2 separate regions of the Mus musculus genome follow, and region 2 is linked to region 1. A link is a loop called in an ENCODE intact Hi-C map of the cell type or tissue named here. Cell type or tissue: left cerebral cortex. All regions are shown on one strand. Links, peaks and the distances in the headings refer to the core of each region. The heading gives the core; the rest is flanking DNA.

The links. A loop is a pair of places that touch in the nucleus more often than their neighbours do. Peaks named below come from ENCODE experiments on the same cell type or tissue, not always from the same donor. Only the 100,000 strongest peaks of a DNase experiment are listed, where the experiment ranks them.
Region 2: a loop joins it to region 1, with 10 times the contacts of the local background. A loop is called at or near these places in 2 of 42 quality-filtered maps.

What each region holds. Positions count from the first base shown.
Region 1 is chr4:151,135,457-151,147,259 of GRCm38, reverse strand. It overlaps Camta1 (calmodulin binding transcription activator 1), which reads left to right. Exons shown (of 24, transcript NM_001081557.3): 9 at 1,692-3,544; 10 at 8,820-8,946. Among named protein-coding and RNA genes, the nearest start is that of Gm52711, 17 kb to the left of the region's middle. In left cerebral cortex, for the core only: CTCF peaks have their summits at 5,524 (motif pointing right) and 7,600 (motif pointing right); DNase peaks (open chromatin) are centred at 5,870, 6,456, 7,596, 8,932 and 1 more place; H3K4me3 peaks cover 2,538 bases; H3K27ac peaks cover 3,608 bases.
Region 2 is chr4:151,037,349-151,049,151 of GRCm38, reverse strand. Per3 (period circadian clock 3) reads left to right here and starts at 4,487. Exons shown (of 21, transcript NM_011067.3): 1 at 4,487-5,044; 2 at 5,448-5,593; 3 at 6,361-6,476; 4 at 7,679-7,880; 5 at 11,215-11,263. The coding sequence starts at 4,920. Gm38529 reads right to left here and starts at 4,299. Exons shown (of 2, transcript XM_017320565.2): 1 at 4,124-4,299. Vamp3 (vesicle-associated membrane protein 3) reads left to right here. Exons shown (of 5, transcript NM_009498.4): 5 at 106-1,847. The coding sequence ends at 122. In left cerebral cortex, for the core only: CTCF peaks have their summits at 5,555 and 7,401; DNase peaks (open chromatin) are centred at 4,332, 5,641, 6,426, 7,492 and 1 more place; H3K4me3 peaks cover 3,966 bases; H3K27ac peaks cover 2,630 bases.

The sequences.
Region 1 (11,803 bases), core at 2,217-10,216:
AGCTTTTTCTTTTTTTAAATTTTGTTAATAAAAGGGAGGAGATGTAGTCTCCCCTCCCCCAGCCTGAAACCTGCTTGCTCGGGGTGGAGCTTCCTGCTCATTCGTTCTGCCATGCCCACTGCTGGAACCTGCGGAGCCACACCCGTGCACCTTTCTACTGGACCAGAGATTATTCGGCGGGAATCGGGTCCCCTCCCCCTTCCTTCATAACTAGTTATCAAGAACAGGATGACCCTGATCTGATGGAATGGAATGGATCCTCAAAGACATGAAGGGCCAAAGAGTTACGGACAGACCCTGGCCTAACTGAATGGTGGAGAGGGTCATCTCAGAAATCTCCTTATTGGGACAGCAAGATGGCTCAGTAGGTGAAAGAGCTTGCAATCAAGCCAGATAAGCCGAGTTTGTAATTTACATGAAAGGACCCAACTCCTGTATCTTGTCCTCTGACTTCCAGTACCATGGCACACACGTCCCTCTCCTCACACACACACACAAATAGTGGAATAGAAATAAATACTTCCACACCCCTAGGGCAGAGTCTAGAATGCTCTTTGACCCTAGGGTCTGAGAGCTGACCTGGAGAGGGTTCACTCTCCACCTCCCTGGGCCAGCCTCTGCCTTCTTGTCCCCAGCACAAGGCTCCTGGAGGTCATAGGTTTCTTGAGGCATTACACAGCCAGAATCAGGTGTGAGAAGCTGGGTTAGGGATGGAGTCACAGCTGCAATGGCGGGGATGACTGTTCTGGGTCCAAAAGAGTCCTTCCAGATGAGCACAGTCTGCTTTTGATGGTGAAGAGAACTTTCTTGAAAAGCCACACGCACTCACACACACACTCACATGATTACATTCCACACACATACCACACACACACACACACATACACACACATGATTACATACCACACACATACACACTTACACCACACATACACACCACACACAAACACATACACACCACACTCATACACATCATACACACACACCACACGTACACGCATGCAATTACACACCACATACACACCACACACATATATACCACACACATACCACACCACAAACACACACACATACACATACCTTACACATATACACACACTTACACCACAGACACAATATATTCACACCACACACACACACATATACTATACAATGCATACACATACACACACACAACACACACAATATACACATGCATACACATATACATACACATACACACAACATACACTTATACACAAATACACACACTATACACATGAATACACATATACACACATCACACACATACACACAACACAGACATACTTACACTACACACATGTACACACATCACACACATATACACTCACACCACACACACACAACACACAACACACATGTGCTAGGGTTTCCCACATGCCACATCTTGCTGATTTTGAAAAAAACAACACAACAACAGCAAGATTAAAACATTTTAAGATGGTCACATAGGGCATGGCAGAGCCTCGGGCCTGGGAGCAGATCACAGCAGTACAGGGACTTCGCTCTTTGTCCTGCCTAGCCTGGATGGGGGCTTTGTAACTGGATGCGTTCTAACTGCTTGCGAGAAGAATTAGCCAAAGTCCCAGCTCTGACCTTGCGTGTGTGTGTGTGTGTGTGTGTGTGTGTGTGTGTGCGCGCATGTGTGTGCTGTGTTCCCATCTCCACAGGAGCGGGCAGCAGCGTGCATCATAAGTGTAATAGTGCCAAACACCGCATCATCTCACCAAAGGTGGAGCCGCGGGCCGGGGGCTATGGGGGCCACTCGGAAGTACAACACAACGACGTGTCAGAGGGCAAGCATGAACCCAGCCACGGCAGGAGCACGAGCCGGGAGAAGAGGAATGGCAAGGTGGCCAAGCCGGCACTGCTGCACCAGAACAGCACGGAGGTTTCCTCCACCAACCAGGTGGAGGTCCCCGACACTACCCAGAGCTCCCCCGTGTCCATCAGCAGCGGGCTCAACAGTGACCCAGACATGGTAGACAGCCCGGTTGTCACAGGTGTGTCCAGCATGGCAGTGGCCTCTGTGATGGGGGGACTGTCCCAAAGTGCCACAGTGTTTATGTCCGAGGTCACTAACGAGGCCGTGTACACCATGTCCCCCACCGCTGGTCCCAACCACCACCTCCTCTCGCCCGATGCCTCTCAGGGCCTTGTACTGGCTGTAAGTTCTGACGGCCACAAGTTTGCCTTCCCCACCACGGGCAGCTCAGACAGCCTGTCCATGCTGCCCGCCAATGTGTCCGAAGAGCTGGTCCTCTCCACCACCCTCGACGGTGGCCGGAAGATTCCAGAGACCGCCATGAACTTCGACCCCGACTGTTTCCTCAATAATCCAAAGCAGGGCCAGACATACGGGGGTGGGGGCCTGAAAGCTGAGATGGTTAGCACCAATATCCGGCACTCGCCGCCTGCAGAGAGGAGCTTTGGCTTCACCAGCGTCCTCACCAAGGAGATCAAGACCGAAGACACCTCCTTTGAGCAGCAGATGGCCAAAGAGGCGGCCTACTCCTCCTCGGCGGCAGCTGCCGCGTCCAGCTCCCTCACACTGACCGCGGCGGGATCTAGCCTCCTGCCGTCGGGCGGTGGCCTGAGTCCCAGCACCACCCTCGAGCAGATGGACTTCAGTGCCATAGACTCTAACAAGGACTACGCGTCCAGCTTCAGCCAGACGGGCCACAGCCCCCATATCCACCAAACCCCCTCCCCCAGCTTCTTCCTGCAGGATGCCAGCAAGCCCCTCCCCCTTGAGCAGAATACCCACAGCAGCCTAAGCGAGTCAGGGGCCGCCTTTGTGATGCCCACGGTGAAAACGGAGGCCTCGTCCCAAACCAGCTCTTGCAGCGGCCACGTGGAAACCCGGATAGAGTCTACTTCCTCCTTGCACCTCATGCAGTTCCAGGCCAACTTCCAAGCCATGGCGGCAGAAGGGGAGGTTACCATGGAGACCTCACAGGCAGCTGAAGGGAATGAGGTCCTCCTCAAGTCTGGGGAGCTGCAGGCCTGTGGCTCTGAGCACTACCTGCAGCCAGAGACCAATGGGGTGATCCGCAGCGCAGGTGGCGTCCCCCTTCTCCCGAGCAATGTGGTGCAGGGACTCTACCCGGTGGCCCAGCCCAGCCTGGGCAACAGCTCTAACATGGAGCTCAGCCTGGACCACTTTGACATTTCCTTCAGCAATCAGTTCTCAGACCTGATCAATGACTTCATCTCTGTGGAGGGGGGCAGTGGTACGATCTACGGGCACCAGCTGGTGTCGGGGGACAGCGCTGCACTCTCACAGTCGGAAGATGGGGCGCGGGCACCCTTCACCCAGGCGGAGATGTGTATTCCCTGCTGCAGCCCCCAACAGGGCAGCCTGCAGCTGAGCAGCGCTGAGGGCGGGCCCAGCACCATGGCCTACATGCATGTTGCAGAGGTGGTCTCGGCCGCCTCGGCCCAGGGCGCCCTGGGCATGCTGCAGCAGAGCGGACGGGTGTTCATGGTGACTGACTATTCCCCAGAGTGGTCTTACCCAGAGGTAAGCTGCAGATGCCACCACATGCCACCGCCCCACCACCCCCCTCACCTGGGCCATTATGCAACCTGGAAAGCTTGTTTGCATGTGGCCATTCTTTGGATGGAGCTCTGACCGGAAACACAAAGCTGTCCCCTCCCGTGGTGGCTCTCAGACTTCACTCTAGCAGGGAGCTGTGCAGTCAGGGCTATCCCTGGAGGCAAGCTGCCCTTCCCGGCACCCATCAGAACAGTGTGCATTCTTCCTTTTCTTTCTCTCTTCCTTTCCCCTGCTCCTCTCACCTCCCTTCTTTTGGGGATGGAGGGGTGTCTTGGTGCTGCTTTTAAAGCACCCAGAAATCAACACCAGAGTCACACGGGGTCATTGGGTCCCCCGTAGCTCAAGCTTGGCCTCACTTACGCTAACGGGCAGCCGGGCAGCGCTCCCATCCACAGTGAAAGGGAGGGTGCAACTTTGGAACACTCAGCCATCTACAGAAACAGAAGCATGGCATGTGACCCAGGATCTAGCCTGTGCTCCTGTCACCATGGGCTGTCACCTTAAAGACTACCGCTCCAACGGGATCATAGGACGACCCAGGTCTTGCCTGGTGGGGTGGGGGTGTGTGTGTGCAATAAAATAGAACGTCCTGGGAAGGGGACAGTGCAGTTGCAGATCCCCTGAGTGCCTTGCTTGCATGTGGCCGAGCTTGAACTCTCCCCGGCTTCACCAGTGCATCCTCTTGGTCCCAAATCAGACACTCTCCCCTGGGAGGTGGCTTGCCCATAACTCTTGGTCCCCTGGCCATGTCATCTAGGCACCAGGCAGGGAATAGGCTCATACTACTTCCGCCCTCTGGGAAAGCCAACCTGAGACGATCTGTCCACAAATGGCACAGGTCAGAAAAGAATCAGAGTAGCACAGGCCGCAGCCCAGTAGCCCTGCACCAGCAGCCTGGCAACTGTATAGGCAGAGCGGCTGTTGTCCGTGTGGTCTTGTGAGTGTCCACGGGACACTGATGGAAGCCGTGAGACCATTGCGGTAGGTGAACGGCCAGGAGCGTGGCGCTGGAACCGGAACTGGATGGGCTGGTATGCATCCTGGCTCTACCCTTAGACGCCAGTGACCTTGGACACATTGCCATCTTCCCTGTCTCTAAAATAGCACCCGTGGAGTTACCTGAGAAATGGCTCAGCAATTAAGAGCACTAGCTGCTCTTCCAGAGGGCCCGGGTTCAATTCCCAGCACCCACACGAAAGCTGACGACTGTAACTCTAGTCCCAGGAGATCTGAACACCCTCCTCTGGCCCCTTTCAGCACCAGGCACACACAAACACCATGCAAGCTAAACACCCACCCACCCACACACACACACACAATGTTAAATTAACTTTTAAAAGTGAAAGCAGCAAGGGGATCCTGGAGTCTCTGCGTTAAGTACCCAGGCAGAGCCAGCCCTGTCTGCCTCAACTCCGGCACACTCCAACTCCTTGGTAGGAACCCAGAAGGAACCCAGTGGGCTTTCTCTTGGTATGGCTCAGCTGTCGCCCAGCTCTCCCAAGCAAACATCATTGTCTCTGCTCACCAGAGACCCACTGGGTAGCCTTCCCAGGAGGCTTAGAAAACCCGATAGAGCAGGAAAGAAGGAAGATGAGACCACCATGCATTCTGGGAAGGTCATATCAGCCTTGTGACCTAACTCAGATCTGAGACTCTGGGCCTCCATTCCCTTATCAAGACACACAAGAGAGGGGTGGATTTAAGACCTCTGTGCCTTAGAACTTTGGGGTTGCCCCCCTCACAAAAGCTGCCTACAGGCCGGCTGCAGTCATGTTTTAGAACACCTAAGAGGTGGGATCGGCTTGTTTCCTGGCCTGCGAGCATGTGCCCAGGCCAGCTCTCTAGACCCTGCTGAAAGGAAGTCTTCAGCAAGCCTGACTTCCTCTGTTCTTCACCAGCCTATGCAGCCTTCGACTAGATCCCGGAGACCGGCAGTTCAGCATCTGTCCACCAGAGGGCAGCCCAGGATGACATATGCAATAGCAATCAGGCTTGTCCAACCCAGGTTTTCCAGAAACCCTGATAGTTCCCGGCACCCTGACATGGAAGCAAAGCATAGTCAATATGTTTAGAGGGGAAAAGCCATTTTGGTGTCCAGCGGGACCTCGTGGTAAAGCCTCCAAGGTGGCGTTCCTCCTTGCCAGGCTCTCCTACCCAGGACAATAGGGTCGGTCACCAAGCTGGCACTTGTGTCCCCTCACAAACCCCTTGCTGGCATGATTGCCGGGTATCTTGCCTTCTGTCCCTGCCAGCTGATAAGGGTGCATGTGTGAGCTGACGTCACCAGGAGTCTGGTTTGAAGTGGGCTCTGGCAAGCTTAGGAGGGAGCTGTGCAGCTGGGATCTTGCTCTGAGTCAGGCTGTGTGGACACGGGTACACCACTCCCACCAGCTTTAAACTGCAATGGTTCCCAGGCATGCTGTGCCCGGTTTGGCCTGCTGGCTCCTCTCTGAGTATGCTTCCCTTCTTCCTTTGCTCCCATGTCTCCTCCACACCTACCCACTTGGTGATCTCTCAGCTGGTCCCCAACACACACACACACACAGAGAGAGAGAGAGAGAGAGAGAGAGAGAGAGAGAGAGAGAGAGAGAGAGCAACGCTCTCTGTGCCTCAGCATTTGCCCAAGGTGCATGAATTCAAGACCCTTCATCTCAGGACTTACAGGACATAGACCTCAGATGGCACCCCTGCCTCTCCCCACCTCTCCCCTGCATCATCTCCCCCACCCCCACCCACCCACCCCCCGCTCCCGCCCCTCCCCATTGGCTCTGGCTGCACCAGGCAGAAGAAGCGGCAATTAGAACTGTCGGGCATGCACACATCACAAACAATTCAGGACAGCCGGGGCGGAGTGGTTGCCATGGGAACCGTCCGTGGAAATGATGGATTCTGAGGCGTCCTGCGGCAGTTGCCATGGAGAAGGTCTTGATGTTCCCGGTCTCCGCAGCAATTTGTCCCCACCACCACCCCGCGCAGCAACCCATCGTTGAACTAACAGCTGTGGGTTGCAGTTTTCATGTCCCCTCTTCTCACATGGTAACTGTCCGTGGCCTTTTGAAGCCAGTGTTCTTCCACATCCTCCATGGGAGGACCTTGCTCAGAGCAGGACGCCTCACTCAGGCAATCACTTCCAACCCCCTACACCATCACTTTGTCAGAGCCCTGAATCTACTTTATGGAACCGCTGGCGGCGGAAAGGCTTCTGAAATCACAGCTACCAGTGGGACTGGGCTACTTCCTGAAGTCACACAGATACCAAGGACAAGAGCAGATGCTGGGGGCTGGGGGCAAGGCTCAGCAGCTCTTGCAGTTAAGAGTACCTGCTCCTCTTGCAGGGGCTGGGCTTGCTTCTCAGCACCCACATGGTGGCTCAAGGCCATCTGTAACTCCAGTTCCAGGGGATCCAGTGCCACCTCCTGACCTCTGAGAGCACCAGACACACACACACATACATGCAGGCAAAAATATACACAATAAATAAACGGAACAGGGGTGGGGCACGCTATGATTTTGGAACTCTGTCTTGAGCTCTCTCCACTCTCGGCAAACCTCGGTGGCACCACAAAACCATGACCTAAGCTAAACGTCACACCCAGAGGAAAATGTACTTGCCAGCACAGGGGGGTACCTTCCCTTCAAGGGCCAGTCTACGGCTGTGGGTCACAGATAGTCTCAGGACATCATCACAGTAAACAAACTGCTACCTCTTATGGCCAAGGTTAGCCCCAGGCTAAGTCTGGGTTCCAGGCAACATTGTAGGGGAGTGGGAATCTTGAGAGCAAAGAATGGGTATGAAGTTGGAGCTTCCTCTAGGGCAGGAACAAGCAAGGGTTAAGAATAGCAAACGAGAATCAAGAATCTGGGACTGAATAGGCGACAGAGTCTGGCAGGCTTGCCTGGGGCAGCAGCGGAGAGCTGTGGCCCTGGCCTGAAGCAGTGGGGGAAGTCAGGACTCATTGCCGCAGCTCCTAACCCGGCCTCGGTTCAGCTCCTGGAGCGCCTCTCGGCCTTCTCTAGCCAGGGCGCCAGGTGGCGCTCTCCTCCCTATCGAGCACAGCTCTCCGCCCCCCTGCAGGGAAAGGTGTTTACTTGTTTGGGGGTGGGGTGGATGAGCCTCTGGGGTGGGTCTATCCAAGGTTAGCCAGGAGAGCCAGAGGCCAGCGCCCCTGCCTCTACATCCCGGGGCAGAGCCTCCCTCCACCCCGAGTGACCAGCCTCTCTTCTTGGCTAAGCCGTAAGTAGGGGACTTCTCCACCTGGGGATCAGGAGAGAGACAGAGACACAGAGAGACAGAGAGAGACATTAATCACTAACGGGAACAAAGTCCCTGAAAGGGATTTCCTGGGAGCAGCCACATGGGGCTCTTTGTTCTGGGGTATTCCTGCTGGCCAGAGTAGGTTAGAGAGAGCCCAGCGTTTCTAATGCTTTCTGGCGCTTGTCCCCTTGGGTCTGTGAAGACAGTTTTCCCTCCACTGGAGCAGAGAAAGGTCTGCTTAGACTCTGTAGGCCAGGCTGCCAGGCTGGTGCCTGCATGTGTGGTGCAGAAGTGCCAATGAGGGGCCACTCTTGTGTCTGCTTAGCTCGAGATACCCTGAATGACACAGCAGGCAGGTAGAGAACTGGAGGGTCAGTCCATCCCAAGCCCCAGCTCAGTTCCAAGAGCTCTACCTGAGCCCCTCCAATTCTGAATGCTTCACTTCGATTTTCTCTCTCCCCATCCACTACCTGGGCCTCCCCCCCTTACCACCTCCTGCCACACCCTGGGGGCCCTCCATTTCCCTTCAGTTTCCTACAAGAACATCTGTCCCTTGGGGTGACAGTTTCCAAATCTGAGTTCCCTCCACCTCTTCCCAAATGCATGACTCAGAGTCCCCCTTGTCCCCTCTGCTTCCTTCCTAGGGACCCTGCTGGCTGGTTCTCAGGTGCACCATGGGCTATGTGGCATGGGAAGTCCTGCCTCCCTCTAGTATCACCCTGAACTTTCAGGGTCAAGATGCCTAGGGGAGGGTCAAAAAAGGATGGCCTCTGGCGGGGGGGGGGGGTCAGAGCAGCTGCAGACCTGTCTTCTAGAGGGGCATCTCAGAAGTCAGGGCTTTTTGGAATGGTGTCATAGGGCCTGGGAATCTGCATGTGTAGCCAGCAGCCCTCAGCCCTTCCCGTCTAAGCCTGCAGCTGCAGGGGCGTCCTGTGTGCTGCATTCCCCGGGGGAACTGTTCTATCTCATCTCTCTCCTCTGCAGGGAGGAGTGAAGGTTCTCATCACAGGCCCATGGCAAGAAGCCAGCAATAATTACAGTTGCCTGTTTGACCAGATCTCCGTGCCTGCATCCCTGATTCAGCCTGGGGTGTTGCGTTGCTACTGCCCAGGTGAGGAGGCTGTGCCAGCGGGGGTTGGGGAGGAAGGAGAACAGACTCTGAGTCAGCCTTGGGGTGACCTTGAGGAAGTCACGCCTTTACTCCGCCTTCCTCAGCCGTGAAGATGTGTGCTCACTCACACAGTCTAATATAACATCTTCAGTTGGGGCTCATGGATCCTGGATCAGCCGGGAATGGTAGGCGTGCACGATGGGGGGGGGGGGGGGGGTTGTGAAGAAAACAAAGCAAAAGGACTATTTAAAGAGCCAATTAGTCAAGTGGCATATCCCAGGTGGGGTCCGGATGGGGCCCGGCCAAAGTGAAATACTCTCCTACAGCAGAGCTGACCTCACTCCTGCCCTGGCCCAGGCCACCCTGAGGCTCAGAAAACTCAGGGCCCTGTGCTCACAATATTGGCTCATTGGGGCACGGAGCAGGTGAAAGGAAGTCAGGGAAGCCTTCCATGTGGAGGGACTGTGGGGAACTGGGGTGTGTGGGCCAAACTTAGAATGAGGAGCACAGGCTCCTTTGAGGGGTAAGCACACACCCATCGAAGCCAGCCAGAAGCTCTGTGCCCTGTGGCTCTGTCTTCTCCCTCCCTCGTCCTGGGCTTCAGTATCTGTCATCTAATTCATGCGGCCTTAGGCTTTTTAGCCTGTGATTCTTCAAGTGTCCAGGCATGTATAACTGGCCGATAAGTCAGACACTGACTTGTAACAAACCACAGAGGAATTGATTTAAAGACAATTATAAAAATTGATTTTAAGACATTTATTTGGTATTCATATAATTTATCGTCTATCGAAGATAAGATCAAATTTGCATATTAACAAAATGGAGAGTTTGTTTATCTTTCCACCAAATATTAAATTTTGGCTATTTGATACCAAAGGGCATAGAACATCTTCAATATTTTTCGGTTAACTGATATCTGGATTTTATAATCATAATACTGAGAATATGCCAGTTTACATAAATATGAAGTATAAAGTGGTAAAAGTTTGACTTTGGGCCACTTTAGAGATTGTCGGAAGCTCTGTCCTAACTGTAAGCCAAAATTCGTGCCGTGATTTTTTTTTTTAAATGAAACTCAAATCTGCAACTCAAAAATCAATCTTTAAAAGCAAACATTCGAATACAATACAATCCAAATGGACTCGTATGATATCTATGCACTGAGGAGTGATGGGGACAGAACTATCTGGTCTCTGTTTTCAGGAATTGAGCAGAGAACTTGGTGTGAGCTACAAAAACACCGCAGTTCATGACAGACAAGTCCCAGATCAGAGACGAGGTACTTCAGGCAGGGTTTGCTGGAGGCTTGTGCCAGGACAGCCACGCAGAGCAAAGCACACACGTTACATGTTCAGTAGTCTCAGAAGCCAACATGGGCAAGCACAGCCCGGATGGCCTCCGAGTCACTACGCATTTATGTCAAAGTTTTGGTTGTTGAATATTTAGAAACCTTTCACTGTTGCCAAACTTGGTGTCAACCCTGGTGTTCCATTTGGCAGTGTCTTATGGGATCATGTGACCCCCGGTTTAGGGAGCTCTGACCTCCTTAGATTGGTATCTCGGTCTGGCTAACTAATCCTTGACCTCTAACTATGACTACTTCCCGGTTAGCCTGTAAACCCCATGAAGGCACGAGACTGTGTCTTTCTTGGAGGCTGTTGTATCCCCAAGGCTAGCAAGGTGCCTGGGGTGCTGGAGATCTGTAAAGAAGAGACTTGGACTCCTGGAGTCTGAAAGCAGTTTGGAAAACATGACCTTTCTGTTCTCTTGGCTGGAACTGGGAAACCTTTATCTCATTAACCTCCCACATCATCGGCTCTATGGACAGCTCGTCCACCTAGCCTGGGCAAGGGACAGAGAGGCAAAACAAGGAAGATGGGATATATCTATGTTGTCTGAAACCAGAGACGGTGAAAAAGGGCACTTCCGACAGAAAGGAGGGCACTTCCGGCAGAAAAGAGGGTACTTCCGGCAGAAAGGAGGATACTTCCGGCAGAAAAGAGGGTACTTCCGGCAGAAAGGAGGATACTTCCGACAGAAAGGAAGGTATTTCCGACAGAAAAGAGGGTACTTCCGGCAGAAAGGAGGATACTTCCGGCAGAAAGGAGGGCACTTCTGGAAGAGTCAGAATGGGGAAGGAAAGAAGGAACTCCCAGACAGAAGCAGGCTAACCAGGACTGTGCGGGCCAACAGGGTTCCTCTCTACACAGTGTGGTCTCTCCCCAGTGCCTGCCTGTCTCGCTGACCCTGTCCCCCCTATTGCAAAAGTCTGGAGTTTACAAGCCAACCATTCTTCTTCCCCGACCTCTCTCTCATCTCCCTCCCACTTCTTCCTCTCCCCTCCTCACCTTCCCTCTCCCTCCTCTCTCTTCACCTTCCTTTGCAGTCCACCAGATCAGAATGCTCTGCTCTGTGGGGTTGGCATCGACTGTTCAGCTCAGTCTAGCATGCTCCAGGATGTCATGCCTGGTGTCTATAGCGCGCACACACACGCACACACACACACACACACACTTTGCTGCTGACCCAGCTCTCACCAGCTCAAAGGCTAGCTCCAGAGGTACCCAGCCCCAGGTCCTCCCAGAACCCTGCTAAGATTGGACAGCAGCCATCCAGATGGCCGCCCTGGGCCAAGGCAGCCCAGGAGGAATGGCAGCATACTATTAAGCTTTCCACTCTGCACCTGCTGTGGGAAGGGACTTGCCTGGTCTATAAATAGATGCCACATCTTCCTGTACCTGGGCTAAATACCTTGCCTCGGGTTCGTGACAAAGGACTGAGCTTTGTATGACCTCTGAATGGTATGCCGGGTCAGGACCCAGAGGATTCTGGGAGCTAGAGTCAGTCCTACCCA
Region 2 (11,803 bases), core at 1,722-9,721, 98 kb after region 1:
TCTCTGTCCCTCTTTAGACAGTAGAAGTCCATCCCTACTGAGTATTTGCACACACAAAGACTAACATGCCCTTTTCATTGTTTCTAAATCTTCCCTGCCTCTTAGTGTGGTGTGTCTCTTAATGAAGAACCGATGAAACTGAAGCCCGATATTCAGGATCTTCTTCAAGACTTTCTACTTAGAACCTGCCGTGTTATCGAGCTTACCTATTGTTTTTTTTCCAAATGATTATTTTTGTTAGTTTACATACAGTTTAGTGCCTAGAAAATGTGCCTTTGTTTTTCATATACACTCCAAACTGGAGGTGTGACCTACCCTCCCCACATTTTGCACAGTGCCTTTACAGATTTCTGGACTGGGAAAGAGGACTTGTGTAGTTCTGAGTGCTGAATGGAGGTGGATGTTGTCACTCAAGATGACTTGTTGTGGATTCCAGGAAGGGGGTTTTGTTCAAGGCAGCTGTCCCCACATCTGACATCATCTTCAAAACCACATTTTAAACTTTTGGGTAATTAGATTCCTAACTTGGACCTTCCAAGAAGAACACTACTGCCTAACAGCAATGGGTGACAATAGCAGGGTGTGCCTTATTTTGATAGCTAGGAAACTGTTCTTTAAGATTATTCTCCGTTTGTAAGCACTACTGACTCCCGCTGTATTTAAGATGCTGGTGAAGAGCTCATGCTCTTATGTTAGATATGACTATGTTTACTTTCTTGTTCTTGTTGTATATCACTCCTAAAATAGTATTTTAACCAGAAATAACCCTTTAAGAAGTTTTTATAGAACTATGACCAAAGTTTCTATTTTGCCAAAAGTTAAGTACAAATAAATTGCCCCAATAGATACATTCAAATAAGTGCCAAATGTAACTCAAGGTGTCCTTTAAGAAAAATGTTAATACTGTGAGAGCGAGCCTTCAACATGTCGGCAGTCCATCCTGTGAAATGCTATAGAGAAGGCTAGTCATTCTGATTTGGTTTCTTCTTTAGAGCTATGGAGGTGGGCTCAGATCACACCTGTAGACAAGATACTTAGCCAGCAGTTTGTAGACTGAGCTAGGCTGTGGTCTCTAGTGCGATGTGAGCAGTAGCCGTGCAGCCTCACCAAGGCATCAGTCTGCACAGAGTTCCAGAAGACTGTGTACTGCTTGTACTCATCTCTGTCTTATGCTTGAGGTAAGCCACCGGTCACTCGTAGAGGATAGCTAACCAGAGATGCCTGGTGCTCTTAGAATGTAGCCATTGCTGTCTGGGACAGTTTCATTGTTTATATGAGACTTTCATCAAGGCTTGGTTCAAAGACAGGAGTTCAGGCATGGGTGGAATTGAGGAAGTGGTGAAGGGAAAGCTGCTTGCCTATGGCAGTGCCACTAGAATGTCCTGAAATCTGTGTTTGTGTGTAAAGCAGCATTACTCAAGATGTCATAGAATCTGGTTCTAGTTTTTTGTTTTTGTTTTGTTTTTTGAGACAGGGTTTCTCTGTATAGCCCTTGCTGTCCTGGAACTCACTTTGTAGACCAGGCTGGCTCGAACTCAAAAATCCGCCTGCCTCTGCCTCCCAAGTGCAGGGATTAAAGGCGTGTGCCACCAACGCCCAACTGGTTCTAGTTTTTTATCTGTTCCCCTAACATTACTGAAACAATACAGATGTTGAAGATATGCCTTGCCGCATCAGCCTAGGGCTTCTGTCCTGGTCTGACCTCACAACTTTGGTGCTGTCTCCTCATATTCTGTCCCATGTAACTCAGTGGCTCCTGTATTAACACAGTGATACCTCGCTTCTCTGTGCATTTAGCTGGGAATGTTCCCGGTATGGTGACCAGAATAAAGTTGTTTATTAACATGATCCTGTGTCGTGTTTCTTGGAGTGGAGTTGGGAATACACCTGATGCATGTCCTAAACTTCTGACCCTTGATGCTCCCCCTCCCTCCCTGACAAACTATGTTTTTTTCTTATTCATTATCCTAGGAGCACATATTCCTGTGAGAAGATGTAGATCTCACCCTGTGTTAGGGGACTCTAGAGCAACAGAACTAATAAGGTGAACATATATTTTTAAAAGATTTTTATTATGTGGTATGGTCTACCTCACACTGAAGATGCTGAGAACCTGATAGCTGCTTAGTCCATGAGGCTGAGTTCCTCAGAAGTTTCCATCTGGTACTGTGGGCCTGGAGGACTCCTGGAAAATCTCTGGTGTTAAGCCCATGTGGAAGCCCATGTGGAAGCCCATGAAAACATACTGAGTTCTGATAACATCAGAGTGCAGCAACAGCAGGGTAGATTAACTCGCCTGTGAGTGAAGGCTTGCAGGCAAAGAGCAGAGCTTCCTTCTCCTATCTTCCCCACTTTACATACTCCGAGCAGGGAAACCCATCAGGAATACCTGGCAGGCTGCCTTTTAGTTGATTCCACATACAATGGAGTCGACAACTGGAATTAACCATCATATACCTTAATGAAAAGTGCTTTTCAGAGCAGAGATGAGTCCATAGCTGGTTTGCAGTTACCAGACCAGTAAGGATTTGGCTATTGGGTTTCTTAAATAGTGTCTTCTGGAAGTGATTTGTAGAGTTGACCCTGGTACACCACACAGCTACCAACCACACAGGTAAACTTAGGGGAGGCATGTCCCAAATGTGTGGCTTTTTTTTTTTTTTAATCTGCCTTCCTTTGAATATATTTCCCCTCATTCCCCCACTCTTGCAAACAATGTAATATAGACCGGGTAGGATTTTGTCTATGTTTACAACATAAAAGTCTAAATACTTTTCCTTAAGCACAAACCCCATCACAATCTGGCCCTTCCTTTCTCCCATTGCTTCAGGTTCTTTTTTTTTTTTTAGATTTATTTATTATTATTATATCTAAGTAACTGTAGCTGTCTTCAGACACACCAGAAGAGCATCAGATCTCATTATTGATTGTTGTGAGCCACCATGTGATTGCTGGGATTTGAACTTGGGACCTTCAGAAGAGCAGTCAGTGCTCTTAAGCACTGAGCCGTCTTTCTAGCCCTCGCTTCAGGTTCTTAATGACTAACCTGTACTTCACAAGGATGGCCTGAAAGGGACAGTGCTTTTCAGTTCTGTTAGCCCACCCATTTCCCCCACCCCAAAGGATCACTCAGATTCAGTTCCCCTTCTCAGCGGCCCTCCCTTACCCTCCAGCCTGTTCCCTGGGGCTCTTGCCTCCTTCCTCTGTCCTTCCCATTCCTACCAGTTTATGTCCTACCAGCATCTTAGGCTTTCTTGACTTTGAGGCATCATCCATGTGTTGTATGTTGAGTATGAGAGAATTTGGTTCTGTCCTCAGTACAATAATCCCTGCCCACATGTGCACCCAATGGTCGTACAATGAATGTTTCTTGAAGAACTCAGGAGTAGAGTAATCCAGTGTGGAGAAAGACTTTTTTTAAAAATCGGTCATTTGCCCAATATGAAATGTGGATACTTGCTCTCTGGCATTTTCCCCTTCTCCTTTGGCCTGAACACTTTCATTCATCCAACAAATACTTAGTGTATTTTTTTAAAGATCTTATTATTTATGTGGTGTATGTCTGGATAGCGTATGCTCACTGTGCAGGTGTCTTGATGGATGAGGGCATTGGATCTCCTATAACTGGAATTACAGGCACTTTGTGAGACACTGATAGAAGATGCCTGGGAACCATCCAAAGGAAGAGCAGTAGGTGCTTAACTCTCAAGTGCTGTGCCATCTCTCCACCCACTACCGAGTGTGTTCTTGATGTACCCAGGCAGCAGAAGGCTGGAGCTCTGCCCTGTACCTTTCGTTTCTGAAGGGTAGAGACAGTTATGTAAAAGGAGCATCCTGGCTGTTTCCTCGAAAACAGAGCGTCGCTTACAATACTATCTAACTCCTGTTGCCAAATGAACCTGTAACTCGAGGGCAGCCAAGGACCTTACCTTGTACCATTAAACTTGTATTTCTGAAAATACGGTTGGATTCTACCTGGGTTCACTCACCTATATTGGCGGGTGGGAGAAAGCAGCAAGTTTTGGAAAGATGAAAACAATGGGAACCCCAAAGCACTGCATTCCTGGGATACCGGGGAGCCCCAGAGGCCTGCGGACTCACAAGCGCCACCGGGTCCACTTACCTGTTGGCTGCGCGGACCCCGCCCTCCCGTGACTGACAGCCCCAAGGCCACGCCTCCGGGAAGCCCGGCAGTAGACTTGCGCGGCCCGGCCCTGTTGTCTTCCAGGCCACTCCACTTGGCCAGGATTGGCCGAGAGCCGCCCTCGCCCGACCCGCGCGTTATGTAAGGTACTCGGGGGCCTTTGCACCCGCCCACCCGCCCGCGGTTATGTAACCCCCGCCGTGCACGACCTGCACCCCGCCCTCTGACCAATGGGAGCTCGTGTTGCCGGTAACAGCGACCAATCGCGCGGCGAAGGGGCGGGACCGGATCCCTGGCGCGCAGGGGGCGGGGCCGGCGGCCACTGGGCACGCGGACGGCCTCGAGACTGGACTGCCCGCGGGTGGGCGAGGCTCTGCGGGGCGGCGGCGAGTTGCTCGGCTGGCGGGACGCCTGCGAGCCCGCACGGCCGGGCGCTGCTGCCCCTGCCTTCTGCCCGGTCACGCCGGACGTTGCTCTCTGAGGTGTTTCTCGATGCTCGCCGGCTTCCCAGCAAGGACGGTGGAAAAGTTGTTGCAGGCTGACCGCGCTCCCTGAGAGCCCCGCTGGTGGTCCGTCCAGCCAGCTTCCGCCATCGAGCTGTCGCTGTAGCTCGTCACCCCAGCAGAGTCTGTGGAAATGCTGAGGAGAAAAGTGCCCCTCAGATGAGCGTGGTCGGCGACCAGTCTTTCCCGAAGGCGATGGCAGGGACCAAAACAAGCCGGGTTTGGTTGCTAGCTGCAAACTGAGAGAAGCAGGCTGAGGGCTGCCAGGCGGGATGGATCCCTGTGGAGACCCGGCAGTACCTGGTGGCGACTGTCCCCAGACTAGGGGACCGGGGCTCCAGGGGGCGTCTGGCCAGGAGGGTCCTCTGCAGGGCACTTGCGTGGACAGCAGCCACAGGTGACGCTAGGAAGTCTCCCCACCACCCTCTGTGTTTATTGTCCTTCCCTGGAGCAGGGAAAGCAGGATTTACAACTTTTTATTGTATTTTTGATCCCGGGGACGCGGTAGGGGGGGGAGGCGACCTGAAAGGGAACTTCCAAATAGTTCGGTGAGGATTGATGGGAGGGGGAATGTTACTAAACTAAATTACCAGAGTACGGAAAGAAAGAGGAAAGTGGTTAAAGAATTTGACGGAGTTGGGACTGAAGGGAGAATGAAAGTGTAGAATGTCCCCTACCTGGAAGAGAAAGGGCATTAAACCTGTGACCTGGGCTAGTTGAGGTGGCCAGACATCCCTAAAAATCAGATATTCCTTGAGTGTCCACCATTACGGTTTCTTGTTTGTTTTTTTCCTATTCAGTGAACACGAAGACCGAAACAGAATGTCTGAAGAGCTTATAATGGTTGTCCAAGAAATGAAAAAGTATTTCCCAGCCGAGAGGCACACTAAGCCCAGTACCCTAGATGCTCTTAACTATGCCCTGCGCTGTGTACACAGTGTGCAAGGTAAATGCATTGCAGCGAATAGGGTGGCGCTGGGCTCAGTCCTCATGTGCAGTGGAACTCCAGCCTCCAGAGGCTTGGGCTTTATTTGTAGCCAAGACAAGCAAGTCTAAAGCTGATGTAAGTGGTGCTTTAGGCTTTCCAAGTTTGAAAAGCCAGCAGAACGTTATTTGTCTGACAGTTTAGTAACTGTGCAATATTGTGCCTATCTGTTGCAAGAGTAAAGAGTTGAGCAGTTTAAGTAAAACTCAGAGGACTTTTTCAAGGAGCATTGCCTTCCATGGAGATTACACGAGCAAATACATGTCTGGGTTGTTTTTTTCTGTCATGCACACACTTTGGAAATGCAGTTGTAGTATATACAAAATAGACTAAATCAAAGAACAAATGTTTTTCCTTCCCCCAGCAGAAACCGCTTTGCTCAGTCTGTGATCAATAGTTTGTGAATTCTAGTGTTTCCTCCATTAAAAAAATATATGTGTGTATCTGGACTTTGATTTTATTAACTAGCTTTAGAACTTCTAGTGAATCTTGCTCCTTGTAACCCAGAGCAGGCAGGATTCATAAAACTCATAGTCTTGAGTTTGCATACCTAACCTTGCATTCCTAACCATATCCTTGATGCAAACAAAAAAATCACCTGGTTTTGAGGGAAACCCACGTAAGGGATCGTCATCTAAGGAAATACACCAACCTTAGCGTGCTGAGAAATGACTTCTTAAAGATACGCTTGTCACCACTCTGTGTGTCTATCTCCCTGTCTTTCTTAGCAAACAGTGACTTTTTCCAGAGTCTCGGTCCACGCGGAGCACACCAGGCAGATGTGACTGTATACAGTCTTGAGGACCTCACCGCTCTGGCTTCTGAACATACTTCTAAGAACACAGTAAGATTTAATGAGTTTTGCCATCTCCACCTGGTGACTCTTCCTAGGGACCTTTTCTGGGTGTTAAAATAGTCACTGGAAGTTTCACTTGCTGAGGGAAAAAAAAAAGGGTGAAAGTTCTAAAAAGGTACTATGAGGTCTCCTGCCCATACCAGAGATCCTGTCTGAAGGTAGACGCGACCCCTGGCCCCTTGTGCTGTATCATAGTTTCCTGTGCTTAGCCAGCAGGTAATGCCCTCCCCCTCAGCATCCCCTGTTCTCTCACAGAAAAAGAAAAAAAAAAAAAAAAAAAAAGCAACAAGCAAAACGTGGCAGAGTAATTTCCTGCATCGTATTCTAATCTCCAAATTGTTACTTTCTATTTATATCATTCTTAGTTCCAATACCTACTTCCTCAAGTTGTAACCACTGGACTTTGTAGTACAGGTGAGTTGAGATGTCATTTCTGTAGTGACATTTTAGAAGAGAAATTTAGTGGTATATTTATATTTTTAATCTCTTCTTGTTGACAGAGTAATTAAGCCTCATAGTGTGTTGATGGTGGAGATTCCCTTCATTTGGTATTTAGACTCCAACATCATCATAACTTAATGATTTTTTATAGTTCTACAACAGGAGTTGTGTAGTGTTACATAATAGAGCCTGTTCTGCTAACATGCACAGTGATGTGGTAGGTGTTTAAAGAGCAAGTTTTAAGAAAACATTCGCCCTCTAAAATCTTCGCAGTCCGTCTAGACAGGGAAACAAGTCCGTGCTAGGAAGCACAATGGCTGGTTACAAATGAACTTAGTGGCTAATAAAACAGGTCTGAGATGCAATTCTTATGTAATGGGGTCTGTCAGGGGCAGCTTTGTGGAGGAGGAGTGCTTGAGCTTGGGCTTTAAGCGCAGAGTCTGCTGACAAGAAGACAGTCCCTCCTGGTGGGGAGCGCAGTTTGCAGAAAAGTGTGTGCACTCTGTATATATTTAGTCTGCATGGAAGCTGGTGTGGGCTTTCTGGCATAGAGATTAGACTTTTAGGAAGCATGGTAGGCTTTTTATAGTAGTTGTTAAGGAGCATGCTGGAGAAAACTAGGAAGCTTTTTATCTTTACAAGTGTGTGCGTGTTGGGTGTATGTGTCGTGATAGAAATCCTGAAGAACCTGACTTTGCAGAGGCGTTGTCTGTGAGTTCTTCCGTGTCTGTTTTAAATATTTCCTGCAGGATACCTTCGCGGCCGTGTTTTCGTTTCTGTCTGGAAGGTTAGTGCACATTTCTGAGCAGGCTGCTTTGATCCTGAATTCTAAGAGGGGTTTCCTCAAGAGCGTGCACTTTGTCGACCTGCTTGCCCCTCAAGACGTGAGGGCGTTCTACGCGCACACTGCTCCAACTCAGCTTCCTTTCTGGAACAACTGGACCCAAAGAGGTATGAGACCAATGTTGCTTGAGTGGCTTGCACTAAGATCGGGTTGTTCTCTCGGAAATAGAACAGACGTTAACATGTTACTTTCAACATATAATCCATGTCATTTCCCTTATTTATTTATTTAGTTTATGTAGTTATTTATTTTATTTCTTTGGTGTTGGTTTGTTTTTTGAGATAAGGTTTTCTGTGTAGCCAAGGCTGTCCTGGAACTTGCATTGTAGACCAGGCTGGCCTCAAACTCTGCGATGTGCCCATCTCTGCCTGAGTGTGGATTTCAAGACACGTACCACAGCTATAGGCTTTCTTCTTCTTTTTTAAAAAAGCACAGCAAAATAGTATTTTTATCATTTAATAACTAACAGACCAATGCATTTCTTTTTACTTAGTGAGATTTCACATACTCTGTATGAAAAATAGCTTTGGTTGGTACAGGATCTCTTCCCTCTGAATTAGAAAGACATACTTTCTTCTTGTGTTGACTCCATGATGTCTTTGTCTAATAGATGTGACTTTATAGGTAAGATTCTGAGAGCTCGGATTCCCTTTTTCTGGCCCCTGAAAGTTCATGGATCCAGTAACTTGGTTGCCTTGAGAATTGTTGGTTTACTTGAACAGATCTGCCTGGCCACAGTTTTCTCTGTGACATTCTGTCCGTGTGATTTTCTTTTTAAAGTCGCTCGTTGCTCCTTACATTGTTTGTGAATCATCTCTTAAAGAGCTCAGTATATACCACGTGCATCGGCCTTTTCTTATATTTCAGTCTCTTTTCTCTGTTGTCTGTTTGTTGTAGCCCAGGCTATCCTCAACCTTGCCTTACAGCCAATATGCCTTAAACTCTGATCTTCCTACCTCTACTCCCCGAGTGATGAGATTACAGGCAGATACCACCAAACCATCGTTAGCAGTGCTGGAGATTGAGCCTAGGGTTTCATGAGGCTAGGCAAGCATTCTGCGGACTGAACTATATCCCCAGCATCACTTCATCTGCTTTAAAAGATTTTTTTATATATGTATGGGTGTTTTGCCTGCTTAAATGTCTGTGCACCACATGGGTTTCAGGGCCCATGGAAGCCATAAGAGGGGATTAGATTCCCCCTAGAACTAGAGTTATAGATGGTTGTTAACATGTACGTGCAGGGGATTGAATCTGGGCCCTTTAGAAGAACCATTTACCAGCGTCTTTATCATTACGGCTTCTCCCTAGCTCTCCTGTACTTACTTTTTTAAAGCTATTCCGTTTATTCTGTTAGAGAGAGGTGAGCACAGCAGCTCATCCCCGCACGCTGGAGGATGAGGCGGGATGGGACCTGAAGGCCATTGTCATCCACATAGTGAAAACCCCCCAAAAAGTGTAGCACAAGATTTACCATCTCCTGTCATGCTTAAGTCCAGGGATTCGAGGAATGGGAGAATGAGAAACAGACCGTTGCGTTGTCATCTCTCAGCCGCTACTTTCCTGGTTTTTACAATTTAATACTCAACCCAGTCTCCTTTTGTCTAACTGTATTCTCTCTCTCCTTTCCCATCCTAAGAAATCCTAGTATTGCTTACCTTCCTTTCCTGAATGCCCATTCTCAACCTTCAGTTGTCTGTGTTTGGCTTTCTCATTTCATTAATCACCCATTCTAAAAACACTCCATGATAACGTGGGGCCAGGAACTGTTCTAGGTGCTAGGATGCTAGATGTGCTTGCCGTCTCTTTTTGGGTTTTGTTTTGTTTTGTTTTTTCTTTAACAGTGCTTGCACCTTCATCCTTTCTGCTCTCTGCTGGTTAGTCGTTGCTATGATATCTTCATTCCATCTAAAACTTTAACATACGCTGAAATGATCACTCCTGCCATGCAGACACAGTATACATCAGTTTACCTCGGATACTGTGCTTCCGCTGTGTCCATCTCAGGTTCAAGCTTCAACCGAGAGCAGTTAATAAGCTCCAGGCCCGTTGTAGCTGTAACCGGCACTCACCTGCCTCAGGCTCTCCCTGTGAGGAAGGGGACACAGGGTGCTATTTACTCCGCAGTCCGTTTGCTCATGTCTTAGAACACGCTTCCGTCAGTGTCAGTTATATAGACCTCGCGGGAGGATCTGAGGCTTCTTTGTTTTGTTTTGTTTTTTTCAAGACAGGGCTTCTCTGTGTAGCCCTGGCTGTCCTGGAACTCACTCTGTAGACCAGGCTGGCCTCGAACTCAGAAATCCGCCTGCCTCTGCCTCCCGAGTGCTGGGATTAAAGGTGTGTGCCACCACGCCTGGCCTGATGCTTCTTAAGAACTCATTTCCACAAGCAAGAACTCACACATTCTCAGCTTGTTGAGCACCTTCTGAGCTTGTGTCCCCTGAGCTCACAGAGTCCAGCTCATGGTTCTGCAGTGGCTTGTGGTGAACATGGAAGCCTGATGTAATGTGTAAGTGGTGTGAGCAAGAGGCAGTTTTCTGATTCTTCAGATGACCCTTAGAAGTGCAGGGACATAGCCCTGTGCAGTATTTTGGATCCTGGGATTCTCACTGGTTATGTTCATAAAGATGTATGTATTTTAACAGTTTCCCATAGTTCAGTAGCTTAGGTCTTTTTACTGAAACGTTTGGGCAAAAGGTTCCTCATTTGACTCTAAAATACATTTACCTTGCTGGGCAGTGGTGACACCTTTAATCCCAGCACTTGGGAGGCAGAGGCAGGTGGATTTTTGAGTTCGAGGCCAGCCTGGTCTACAGAGTGAGTTCCAGGACAGCCAGGGCAACACAGAAACCTTGTCTCCAAAAAACAAAACAAAAACAAAACAAAAACAAAAAAACAAAAAAAAAAAAACCAACGTTTACCTTTGGGCTGTCACTATGTATTTAAGAAAGGCCGGTGGGCTGTCACTATGTATTTAAGAAAGGCCGGTGAGAACCGCTGGCCTGAGTGGCCTGAGGGAGAGAAAACATGAGGCCGCAGAGGATTGGCCTAGCCCTCTAGAGATGACATCAGCAGTACCTGAGAGTCATAGAGGATCATACATGGAAAAATTGTAAAAAAAAAAATTGTAGGAAAAATTCCCCAAGGTTAGACCTAAAGTGGAGGAAAACAATCACATTTACACGTCAGAGAACTGGGATCTGAAAATACTCCAGATTTCCCCAGCTATTACAGTGGGCCAGACTGCAGGCCCCAAAGTAGTGCCGTCAGGTCATCACAGTGACGTTAGAAATAGCACATGTGCTTGCTGTGAGGGACAGGTGTGGGCACATGAAGGAAAGTCCAGTCGGACTCTCCCGGGAGCACTTGAGGGTCAGGACTGCGTCACTGGGGAGCCACCCCAGGAGGGACAGGGCGATCGTCACCTCTCTCTCTTTCTAGCCTCGCAGTATGAATGTGCACCAGCGAAACCCTTTTTCTGCAGAATCTGGTAAGTAAACCACAGAGGCTCAAAATGTGGCTCAGTCTCTAATTTCTATTCAACCTTTACGGTGGTTCCTTTGTATTCAGCTAGATTCTGTTTTAGATACAACAACAAAACCTCTTGAGTGTTGCTATGTGAATTTGTGAATTTAGACAAAAAATAAAAACACTGAAAGATAATCGCCGGCCCTATGCCATCAGAGCCCATGGTTTGAAGTAAACTACAGCAAGCGTACTTCAGGCCCTGTTTTGTTTGCTTGCTTTTTGCTTTTCAGTTCAGTCACATTTAAATTAATTTATAAGATTTCCTCATGCTTACTTCTCAGTTTTTAGAATTTTTAATAGTAGGGCTTAAAAAAAAAGTGATCTAGAAGAAAACTGACCACACTTTAACAGGAATTGATTTCTTGTAGGCAGTTGTCACCCACTTCTCTACTGCGGTGTTGTTTTCATACGGAAAACTTTGTTTGTTTTGTTTGTTTGTTTGTTTGTTTGTTTTTGAGAGTCGTTCTCTCTGTGTAGTCCTGGGACTCACTCTGTAGATGAT